Regions from separate parts of the Homo sapiens genome. Here region 2 is linked to region 1. The links are chromatin loops, found by intact Hi-C in ENCODE. Cell type or tissue: B cell. All regions are shown on one strand. Each heading gives the region's core, and the rest is flanking DNA. Links, peaks and the distances in the headings are about the cores only. Region 1 overlaps KALRN (kalirin RhoGEF kinase). Region 2 overlaps KALRN (kalirin RhoGEF kinase).

Region 1 (5,374 bases), core at 48-5,047:
TTTGACAGTCAAAGAAAAGAAGGCTAAGAATATTTTCTAAATGTTAACAGTGGTTATCTCAGGGTGGTAGGTTTAAGGGTGGCTTTGTCCCCATTCAAAAAACATTAACTGACCTTGTCATACTCTCTAAGTACAGTTTTGTGGGTAGAGAAATACTAAGACATAGGCTCTACCCTTGGGATTTATAAAGCATCTTGATTTGGGGTGACTGTTGTTTCCTTTCTTTTCTTATGTGGGCTTCCCAAATATTCTGCAATCAGCATGTTTCGCTTTCTTTATTTAATTTATTTATTTATTTTGAGACGGAGTTTCACTCTTCTTGCCCGGGCTGGAGTACAATGGTGTGATCTCAGCTCACCGCAAATTCCGCCTCCCCGGTTCAAGTGATTCCCCTGCCTCAGCCTCCCGAGTAGCTGGGATTACAGGCATGCGCCACCATGCCCAGCTAATTCTGTATTTTTAGTAGAGACGGGGTCTCGCCACGTTGGTCAGGCTGGTCTTGAACTCCTGACCTCAGGTGATCCGCCTGCCTCGGCCTCCCAAAGTGCTGAGATTACAGGCATGAACCACCACGCCCGGACTCACTTTCTTAATAATTATTTTTGAAGGAAAAATACAGCACGGTCGAACCTATTAGACTATAAGCTCTTCAAAGACAGGAAGTATTTGTCACTCACCTTTGTACCTCAGGGCCCTAGCCCAAGGGTCTGTCACATAAAGGGTATTTAATAAATGTTGGTGAATACATATTTGACCTTTGACTTCATTTCAGACCTTCCAAGAACTTATGAACCAGTAATTAAGTCTTATTCGCAATCTTTCTTTCCAGTGTCTCTGCTAAGGACTACACTCAAATTAGGAATATTTGCTTTTGTTTGGGCATGGTGGCTCACACCTGTAATCCCAGCACTTTGGGAGGCCCAGGCGGGCGGATTACTTGAAGTTCGCATAAGCTACTCACAAACTCCTTCATGTGCTCCTCCAAAACCCTGGAGGAAGTGCAGAGCAAATGTTATGTATCCCCATTTCCTAGGTGAGATAGGGAAGTGAAGTGTTAAGATCACAGTGACAGAGGACTGGCTCCGAGAGCTCTTGAATTTTATTCCAGTGCTCGTTCCATCATAGCATTCAGCAAAGTGGGAGGGTCTTAGGAAAAGCATTGTGAAACTTTGTCATTGACATCAAAGGCCTACCTGCTTATCTTTGCTCTCCACCTCTCTATCTATCCTATCTCTACTCAGTCCTTTAATTTAAAATCCTCCAGCAAGGACCAAGAGCCTGGGCAAGGTCCACACTAATGTTTTTTTTCTAACTTTGACTCTGGACTACGGTCATAGAAGATTCCTCCCTCATTTTTTCTCTTTCTTCTTTGAAGCAAATCAGAGTACGAACTGGAGGAGAACACCCTTCTCACACAGTAGACTAATTACCGATATATTTGTCTGTGGCTCCCTATGGACTGCAGGGCCCATGAGGACAAGGACCATATTGTTTTATTTATTATTACTTTTTATTTATATTCTTAAATTTTTTATTTTCTCTTTTTTTGAATTCTAATGGGCCATATTGTTCGCTAGTATTGCCTCCAAGCTTAGCATGATACCTGGCACATATGTGCTCTGTTGATATTTGTCAAATCAATGAAAAGCTTAAGTGGTGGGATCCTAATTTTGGGGAGGAGAGCTGAGAAAATGTCCTGCCATGAACTTGCTCAGGAATCTAATCAGTCAGTCAATGTCTGAGATGTAGCCAATAGTGATCTTCCTCCTCTGCACTCTTCTAGGGGCTGTAGGTACCTCTAAGTCTCTGACCATGAACTGCTAAGTACCATAACGTCTTACTGAACTGTATTTGCCCTACCAGACTTGTGAACCTTTTGAAGGTAGTAACCCTTTCCCGTGTTTTATGCACCATCAGTCATAAATTTTTTTTGCTATGAACCATCAGTCATATTTTTTTTTGCTATGAGTCTTGCACATAGCAGAAAAATCAAATATTTGTTGAATGAAATTAACTGAAGTCACCCAATTAGTAGACTAGAAATTAGGCTTCCTGACCACCTTGTCTAGTGGTCATTGCTGGTGTGTGCAGGATCCTGAGGGCTTTATATAAGCTGCACATTTTTCTTGAAATATAATGTTTTCCTTCCTTAGAAACAGGTTGGAGTCAATGTAAAATGATAGATGGGAAGGAGGAGAGAGCTGGAATCCAAAATAGTGGTTGTGGGCTGGGTATGGTTGCTCACGCCTGTAATCCCAGTACTTTGGGAGGCTGAGGCAGGAGGATCACTTGAGCTTAGTTCAAGACCAGCCTGGGCAACATAATGAGACCTCATCTTTACTAAAAAATAAAAACAAATGAGCTAGGTGTGGTGGTGCACAGCTACTCGGGAAGCTGAGGTGGGAGGATTGCCTGAGTCCAGGAAGTTGAGGCTGTGGCAAGCCAAGAAAGTGCCACTGTACTGGGCAACTGTTGCCTGGGCAACAGAGTGAGACCCTGTTTCAAAAAAATAAAAAAAAGAAAACATAGACGAAATAGTGGTCGTGGAGGAAAGATGACATTGTTCACATAAAATGCACATGTTCTCTCTCTGTGAAACAGCACAAGAGAATGCTGGGCCAAGTCCGGGAGGACAGGGCTGGTGTAGACACCGTGGGAAAGAACTACAGGTTCCTAAAGCTGGTTTTATTTGACCAGCAGAGGGCAGCAGGTGGCAGCGCTTCCTCCCAGGCGAGAACAAGAACCACCACAATGTGATCCATCAGCAACTTAGTTTCCTTCTGGAGAGAAATCCAATAATTTTATCGTTTTTTCTTCAAAATGGCAGGGCAGTCAGGTAAGAGGAAAGAGTTACAGGTAATATTAACCAGCACTGACTACCATAAGCTGAGCTTTGAGGAAATCTTGGCGTCTATTTTCCTTGTCAGCCAATGTCTGACTGACTCTAAGACTTAAGAGTGAGGGTGAAATTCTGTCTAGAAAATGAGTTGTTAACTGACTCCAGAAGAAAAAGACCTCCACTCCCATTTTTCCCAAATTCCTTATCACAGTCACAAAACAGAGCTCAAAACTACGTATTGAGAACACTGAAGGAATAAAAACGCTCAAATAAACATAAACCAAATACCCTAAACCCAACTGACAGCTGCCCAGAATATATTTCTATATTTTTCCTTTTTCTATTCCTTTTACACTTGTTTCATATGAACCTGTATTCAGAGTAGGCAGGAAAGGAATTTTAGATGATGAGATCTAGCAATAAAATAAAGATATAAGAAAAACAATTTTTAAGAATTTAGGTATAATAGTAGGGTTTGAAGGTTTAACCCTTCGTGTTTTCAATCTGGCCAAACTGGACTCGAATTTCTAAAGTTTTAGAAAATATTCCTACCTCTGCTCTTTTTTTTTTTTTTTTTTGACAGGGTCTCACGCTGTTGCTCATGCTGGAGTGCAGTGGCATGATCACCACTCACTGCAGCTGCAAGTTCCTAGGCTCATGTGATCCTCCTGCCCCAGACTCCCTGAGGAGCTGCGACTACAGGTGAACACAGCCACATCCAACTAATTTTTTCTATTCTTTATAGAGATGGGGTCTCGCCATGTTGCCCAGCTGGTCTTGAACTCTGGGCCTCAAGTAATCCTCCCACCTGTGCCCGCCCAATGTGCTGGGATTACAGGTATGAGCCACCACACACAGCCTCCTCTGCTCATTTCTAAATGAGCATAAGACAAGCTGTAATTTTAAAAAATGTAAATGCAACATAATCCCAAGCAGCGATAGACTTGTCTCTTTCAACTAGTTCCTTACTCCCAAGTATTTTCGTTATCATTTAGTTCTAAGTGTTTTTCTTCAACTATGATTTTTTTCTTTTACCCAGTTGTAATGAGTATGTTTTTACATTTCCAAAGATGTGAGATTTTTAAAAAGGATATTTTTGTTGATGATTTCTAACTTAATTGCATTGTGCTTGGAGGACTTGGTCTGTATGATACTGATTCCTTGTTTTTTGTTGAGGTTTGCTTTGTAAGTAGCACACATGGTCAATTTTTGTAAAAAAATTCCATATGGTTTTCCAAAAAATGTATAATCATTAATTTGGGGGTACAGGTCTCTATATGTGTCCATGTGTCAAGTACATTGATTGTTTTATGGATATTTCTAGTCCAAATATCCCCCTTTACCCCTCAATATTTTGGTTAGAGAACATTTAGTGTGCTGTCAAAAATAAAAAGGATGAAAATATGGCTTTTAACAGAATAATGAAAGCATCTATCACCCATCTCACAAGATAGTTGGTTGCAAAGGACCAAAATGGGGGTGCGTTGCTGTGTATGCACTGGTCTCCAGCTGCTCCTGGCAGCCTAGGAGTCAGTTAGGAAGGGACTGGAGGTGGGGGGCTGAGGAGGATGCAGTGGTGGAGTTACAGCTTCTTCTTTATAAATCACATTTCCAACCTAGCCATGACCTTGACTTTGGATAATGCCTTTATGTATGAGTGTTTTGGAGTCTTATCCCTTAATGATTTGGCCCTGATTATGCCCTGATTATGCCCCAATCCCCTAAACTTCCCAGAGTCTTCGGAGCTATGTAACAGATTAACATTTGTTCTGAGGACCCAGTGCCATGGCTCATGCCTATAATCCCAGCACTTTGGGAGGCTGAGGCACGAGGATCACTGGAGGCCAGGAATTCAAGACCAGCCTGAACAACATCGGGAGAACCCACTTCTAAAAAAATTTAAAAATTAGCTGGCCATGGTGGCACGTGCCTGTAGTCCCAGATATTCAGGAGGCTGAGGGTGGGAGGGTCACTTGAGCCTGGGAGGTTAGTGCTGCAGTGAGCCGAGATCATGCCACTGCACTCTAGCCTGGATGACAGAGAAAGACCCTGTCTCAAAAAAAAAAAAAAAAAAAAAAAAAAAAAAAAAATCTCACCAGTGTTTGCATAGATGCTGGTTACCTTCCTAAAGCACAGGACGAATCATATGGACTGCTTAAAACCTACTGCTGTTCCTTGGAGTCCATGGATCAAGTCCTGGCTTCCTAGCAGGTCCTTCCATGCCTTTGTTGTCTGTCTGGTCTCAACCCATCTGCCAGGCTTTATCTCCTACAGCTCTTCCTACATAACTAACCCCAGGTACTCAGACCATATACCTGCTCAGCATGTGCCAGGCACCTCCCACCTCAGGGCTTTTGTTCATGCTCTCTCCTCACCCTCTGCCTTCTCTAAGACTGCCCACATCCTATTAGTTCATCCAACCCACACACTGCTGCCCAGTGAATCAATGACCACACTCATAGGCTCCCTGGGAGACAGGCTACCTAAGAATACACAGTCCTGGGAAAGTCACTTAACCTCACTGTGCTCCAGTTT
Region 2 (5,374 bases), core at 59-5,058, 120 kb after region 1:
CCCTCAACCTTTCTAATACATCTTTAAGTATCTCCTAAGCTTGACACCCTGGGGGTGCTGAGTCCACAAAGCAGTGGTTCTCAACCCTAAGGGAACATCAGAATCACTAAGTTTGTTCTTCTTCTTTTTTTTTCCCCCTGAGATAGAGTCTCACTCTTTTGCCCAGGCTGGAGTGCAGTGGCGTGAACACAGCTCACTATAGCCCTGAACCCTCAGGCTCAAGCAATCCTCCCATCTCAGCCTCCTGAATAGCTGGGACTACAGGTGCATGCCACTATGCCCGGCTAATTTTTTTCTTTTTATTTTTTTCACAAAAGAACTTAAAAATATACTGATGTCCAGGTCCTTGGCAGCTGGATTAATTGTTCTGGGGTGGATATGAGGCATCAGTATTTTTAGAAACCTCCTCCAGGTGGTTTCTAAGGTGCATCCAGAGTTGGAAACCACTGCTACAAAGGCTTGCCTCTTGGGAGGTGCTGCCCTCCACCACCTGCTGCTGTGAAAGTGAGAGGGGCCTGTGGAAAGGCAGGACTAGGGCTGGAGGGCCCAATCCCAGTGAGAAGCCCTAAGATGTCAGAGTGGCAGTAAAGTAGCAGGAAAGGCAGCCCCACCCCAATTCTGACACACAGCCCCACTCTTTTTCACCAACCCCATCATGAATGACACCAAGACTTATCAGGAGGAAATAACCAACCACTGCTCCCACAGAAGGCAGAGGAGGGAAGGGCAGAGAGGAGCCCTAGCACTACCCAGAAGCTCAACAGGTGCTGGGAGCCCTGGTCTGCTCCAGCTTGGCCACAGACTCCCTGTGGCTTCAGGGAGGTCACCTTGCTTTCCTGAGCCTGAGTGTTCTCTTGGAAGAGAGGAGACCGGGCTAGTGCAGTGGTTCTCAACCCTGACTGCACCTTAGATTCACCTATGGAACACTTAAAAATACTGACCCTCAGGCCCCATCCAGAGATTCTGATTCCATTTGTTCTAGGTGGGGTCTGGGCATTGTCATTTGGAAAAGCTCCCAGATGATTCTCATGTGCAGCCAGCGTTGGGAACCCTGTGCTAGTGGATCATCAAGAACCATCCTGTGGTTCTTTTGTCCCCATTTCTGGGGTGATAGTCATGGCCTGAGCACTCACAAGGTGCTTAGCCCTCACACATAGTCCCTGCTTCACACAGCCTGCAAGAGTGCTGACTTGGTGCTCTCTGCAAATGCTAAGAGGACCAGTTCTCTTATGGGAATTGAAAAAGGAATTGATTCCAACCTCCTGACACCAGATGAGACCACTCTGTCCTATTCCACAACCCCCAGAGGAACATTTTATTCTCAATCTAGTTGTGCATAACTTATAAGGTAAAGCACCCACTGGAGACAAATTACTGCTGAGAGAAGAAAAGGCGGTTTGCCAAGCAGGCAGCCAGCTGGAATAAGAGAAGGAATAGCTTATTGGGTCTTAGCTAAGGCCAACACTCTGGGCAGACCCCAGAGAGACAGGGAAAGGGTTTTGAGGCTGGGCTATGTGCATAACTGCACACACTTTCAAATGGGGTCTAGTTAAGGGCATAAGGAGTGCTCCATGGAGAATGCAGACTTAGGTCCTTTTTTTTTTTTTTTGAGACAGGGTTTCACTCTGCAACCCAGGCTGGAGCACAGTGGTATGATCATGGCTCACTGCAGCCTCAGCCTCCCAGGGTCAGGTGATCCTCCCACCTCAGCCTCCTGAGTAGCTGGGACTATATAGGTGCACACCACCCCACCTGGCTAATTTTTAAATTTTTTTTGTAGAGACAGGGTTTCGCCATGTTGCCCAGGCTGGTCTCGAACGCCTGAGCCTGAGCAATCCACCTGCTTCAGCCTCCCAAAGTGCTGGGATTACAGGAGTGAGCCACTGCGCCTGGCCGACTTAGGTCCTTGACTGTTGGGAGTCGGGGACCTCTGTATTCAGAGCTCACATGGGTGAGAAGATAGTAAGACCTCACAGGATGCCATTTGAAAGCTCAGCATAATTGGCCTAAGCTTGGGGAAACAGGAACCAACCTGGAAATAAAAAGCCAAAGAAATGGGTGATAGGCACTGCTGGTACCTTTAAGAAGCTATGCTGGTTGGCAGAATTAGCTGGAAAGTTCTATGACAGCCTCCCTCCCAGCTTTGTCTCTTGCCTCTATTTTCCATTCCTGGTCTTCATCTCCTATTTTTAGTTAAATCTCCACTAATCTGTCCTATAGTCGAGACAACCCCCAGTCCTGTGCAATTCTTACCCTGAATGCTTCCACCTCCCACTTCGGGATCACAGATTGACTCTGACACTGCTCTCTGGCTTTCCACCTTGGGTTTGCTCCTGCGAAGTTGCACATGTGGCAGCCCCAGCAGGGAGGGAGTGCACATTTTACCCAGCCTCAGGCTAGGAGGCCAGGTCTAGGTCAGGAAGTCTCATCTTCCCTTGAAGCTGAGTCCCTCCTGATGAAAACGACCCACACCTGGGGATCCAAGGAACGTTAGCCTTTTGCGGCAAATGAATTGCTGTGCTTGATTTTGTCTCTGCAGATGGGTCTCTCAACTGGACTTGTGGGAGTGTGTAGTTATTTTGCTGGATAATCTATGGCAAATGATATAATAGCAAAAACTTATCATGACAACTAAAGTGCATTGAATGCCAGGCACTGCTGTGTTTTGTCTCCATTACCTCATTTTACCCTCACAATCTACCTTCTGTGTACCCTCTTCTCCTCTTGGCTAGACTTCAAGCGGAACCAGATTCCTGAGTTTCCTTGATTTTCCTCTTGTGCCTGCAATTTCAAATTCCCACACAACTTCCTGACACAGTCCCTCCTTAGTCCTCAGAGGACAGGGGGGAAAGCAGGCAATGATTAAATTGGGAGTGGAGGGCACGAGGAGAATTAGGACGTCGGTCTTAGCTGACATTTTTCTCCTGGTGGAAAAAACCCTGGAAGGCTGGATGCAGCACAAACAATTCAGCCTGCTGCTGCCATCTAGTGGAGGAAAGGAAGTCAGGCTTTGGAGGTAGACCAGATGGCACTCCAGACACCGGAGTGTTTTAAATATGTTCTGAGTTCACAGTTAACCATCAGGAAGCCTGCAGCAGGTCTCCATGCTGACCCTCGTCCCCATCTTCCTCTCCTAGAAATATCTAGCACAGGTCTGCATAGAAGGCATGCCTGCTGCTGATTATCTGGCCAGTTACAAAAATAAGCCCAGAACTAAGGCCTGGCTTTGGCTTCCTCAGTGTAAAATGCTTGGCTGCAAGGCCTCTGCCACTTGGACTTCACAAGTCAGTGGATCTCAAACTCAAATGTGCATCAGAGCCACCTGGAAGGCTTGTTAAAATACAGACTGTTGGGACCCACCGGCTCTGGAGGAGTGGGGGTTCTGATCATTTGCGTTTCTTTCTTTTTTAAAATTAAATTTAAAAACACTTTTTGAGGCAGGACCTTGCTCTGTCACCCAGTCTGGAGTGCAGTGGTGCAAGCATGGTTTACTGTAATCTTGTCTTCCCAGGCTCAAATGATCCTCCTGCCCCAGCCCCCCACTGAGTAGCTGGAACTATGGGTGTGTGCCACCATGCCTGGCTAAAATTTTTTAGTTTTGTAGAGATGGGGGTCTCACTATGTTGCCCAGTCTGGTCTCAAACTCCTAGCCTCAAGCCAGCCTCCCAAAGTGTTGGGATTACAGGTGTGAGCCACTGTACCTGGCTTTTAACTTTGATTTTTTATTTTTAGAGGTGCGGTCTTTCTCTGTCAGCCAGGTTGGAGCGCAGCGATGCAATCATAGCTCACTGCAGCCTCAAACTCCTGGGCTCAAGTGATCCTCCTGCCTCACCATGCCCTGAGTAGTTGGAACTACAAGTGAACACCACCTTGCCCAGCTAATTTTTTTTTTTTTTTTTTTTTTTTTTTGAGACGGAGTTTCGCTCTGTCGCCCAGGCTGGAGTGCGGTGGCGCGATCTCGACTCACTGCAAGCTCCGCCTCCCGGGTTCACGCCATTCTCCTGCCTCAGCCTCCCGAGTAGCTGGGACTACAGGCGTGCGCCACCATGCCCGGCTAATTTTTGTATTTTGCCCAGCTAATTTTTTTAATTTTTTTTTTTTTTTTTTTGAGACAGAGTCTCGCTCTGTTGCCCAGGCTGGAGTGCAGTGGCACAATCTTGGCTTGCTGCAGCCTCATGGCAACCTCAGCCTCTCGGGTTCAAGTGATTCTCCTGCCTCAGCCTCCCAAGTAGCTGGGACTACAGGTATGTGCCGCCTTGCATTTTTAAATTTTTGTAGAGACAGGGTCTCACTAAGTTGCCCAGGCTGGCACCTGCATTTCTAACAGGTTCCCAGGGCATGCTGATATTACTAATCCAGAGACCACCCCTAAAGAAACACTGTCATGAGGAGTTTAGTCTCCCTGGCATGAGAAAAAGTGAGTAAACAGGCATGTGAAGGGAACACAGAGCTTACATACAATAAAAGCCAAGGCTAGAATACTTTATCTGTTGAAGGCACATAAAGGAGTCATGGACCTCAAAGCCTGGCTGGGCTGAGGGAAGGATCAGATCTGACTCAGCTGTGGCTCCTCCCTGGGTGTGCCTGGTGTCTCCAGGTCAGCATGTGAGTACTTGGTCGGGGGTCAGAGAGCCAGAAGTTGCTGTGGAGCGGGAGTGGGTCAGTGGAGAAAGGATGAGTCTAAACCATATTTGGCCAAAGGTAGAAGAGGACTTTCCCGAATGTAGTGTGATATGATGGGAAAACTGGAAGAGATCTTGGAGGTTACTTAATTCAACCTTCATTTCCAAGATGAAACTGACTCAGGAAGGCTAAATGACTTTCCCAAAGTCACACACAGTTACTCGGGAGCTCTTCCTCTCCAAGTTCCCAACCCATTCTCTTCACAGTCAGGTCCCAAAGAAACCCCACAGGGTAAAAATGGGTCTGTGAGACAGGTCACTTCCATGGTGGTCTTCAGCTAGAGTCAGGCCAGCGCTCATGGCCTCCTTGGTCTGTGCCTCCCACCCGCTCTGTTCTCCTACCTTTCACCAAGGGGAAGAAGCAGTCCATCTCCACGCTGCTTCGGGAGTGTGAGATGCACAGGGCGCTGCTGGGGACCAGACCCTCCAAGGGCGGGCTCCGTTCGGTGGTACGGACCAGACACCAACCAGGCCGCTCGCTGGGCCGCTCCAGCAGCTCTACCGTCTGCCCCACCTGGATGGTCAGCTCACTGCTGTGGCCCGCACTGAAGTCCTGGAGGACCACTGTCAGCTCACATCCACCAGAGAGCTTTGGAGGGTGGTGGTGGAGGGAGTAGAACAGGAGGGCATGGAGGAAGGGGGGAGAAATATGGGAGAGGGTTGGTGAGAGGGGACGAAGGATGTGTGAGAGC

What was found. A loop is a pair of places that touch in the nucleus more often than their neighbours do. Peaks named below come from ENCODE experiments on the same cell type or tissue, not always from the same donor. Only the 100,000 strongest peaks of a DNase experiment are listed, where the experiment ranks them.
Region 2: it touches region 1 in a loop (37-fold over the local background); 109 of 110 quality-filtered maps call a loop at or near these places.

The regions. Positions count from the first base shown.
Region 1 is chr3:124,686,354-124,691,727 of GRCh38, reverse strand. The region is part of intron 51 of KALRN (kalirin RhoGEF kinase); the gene reads right to left. Among named protein-coding and RNA genes, the nearest start is that of UMPS, 41 kb to the left of the region's middle. In B cell, for the core only: CTCF peaks have their summits at 2,494 and 2,696 (motif pointing right); a DNase peak (open chromatin) is centred at 2,707; H3K27me3 peaks cover 39 bases.
Region 2 is chr3:124,562,740-124,568,113 of GRCh38, reverse strand. It overlaps KALRN (kalirin RhoGEF kinase), which reads right to left. Exons shown (of 60, transcript NM_001388419.1): 34 at 5,025-5,271. All of the region lies in intron 2 of LOC105374076 (a long non-coding RNA gene), which reads left to right. Among named protein-coding and RNA genes, the nearest start is that of UMPS, 170 kb to the left of the region's middle. RefSeq lists a silencer at 2,878-3,172 and an enhancer at 2,878-3,172. In B cell, for the core only: CTCF peaks have their summits at 2,761 and 2,965 (motif pointing left); a DNase peak (open chromatin) is centred at 3,013; H3K27me3 peaks cover 608 bases.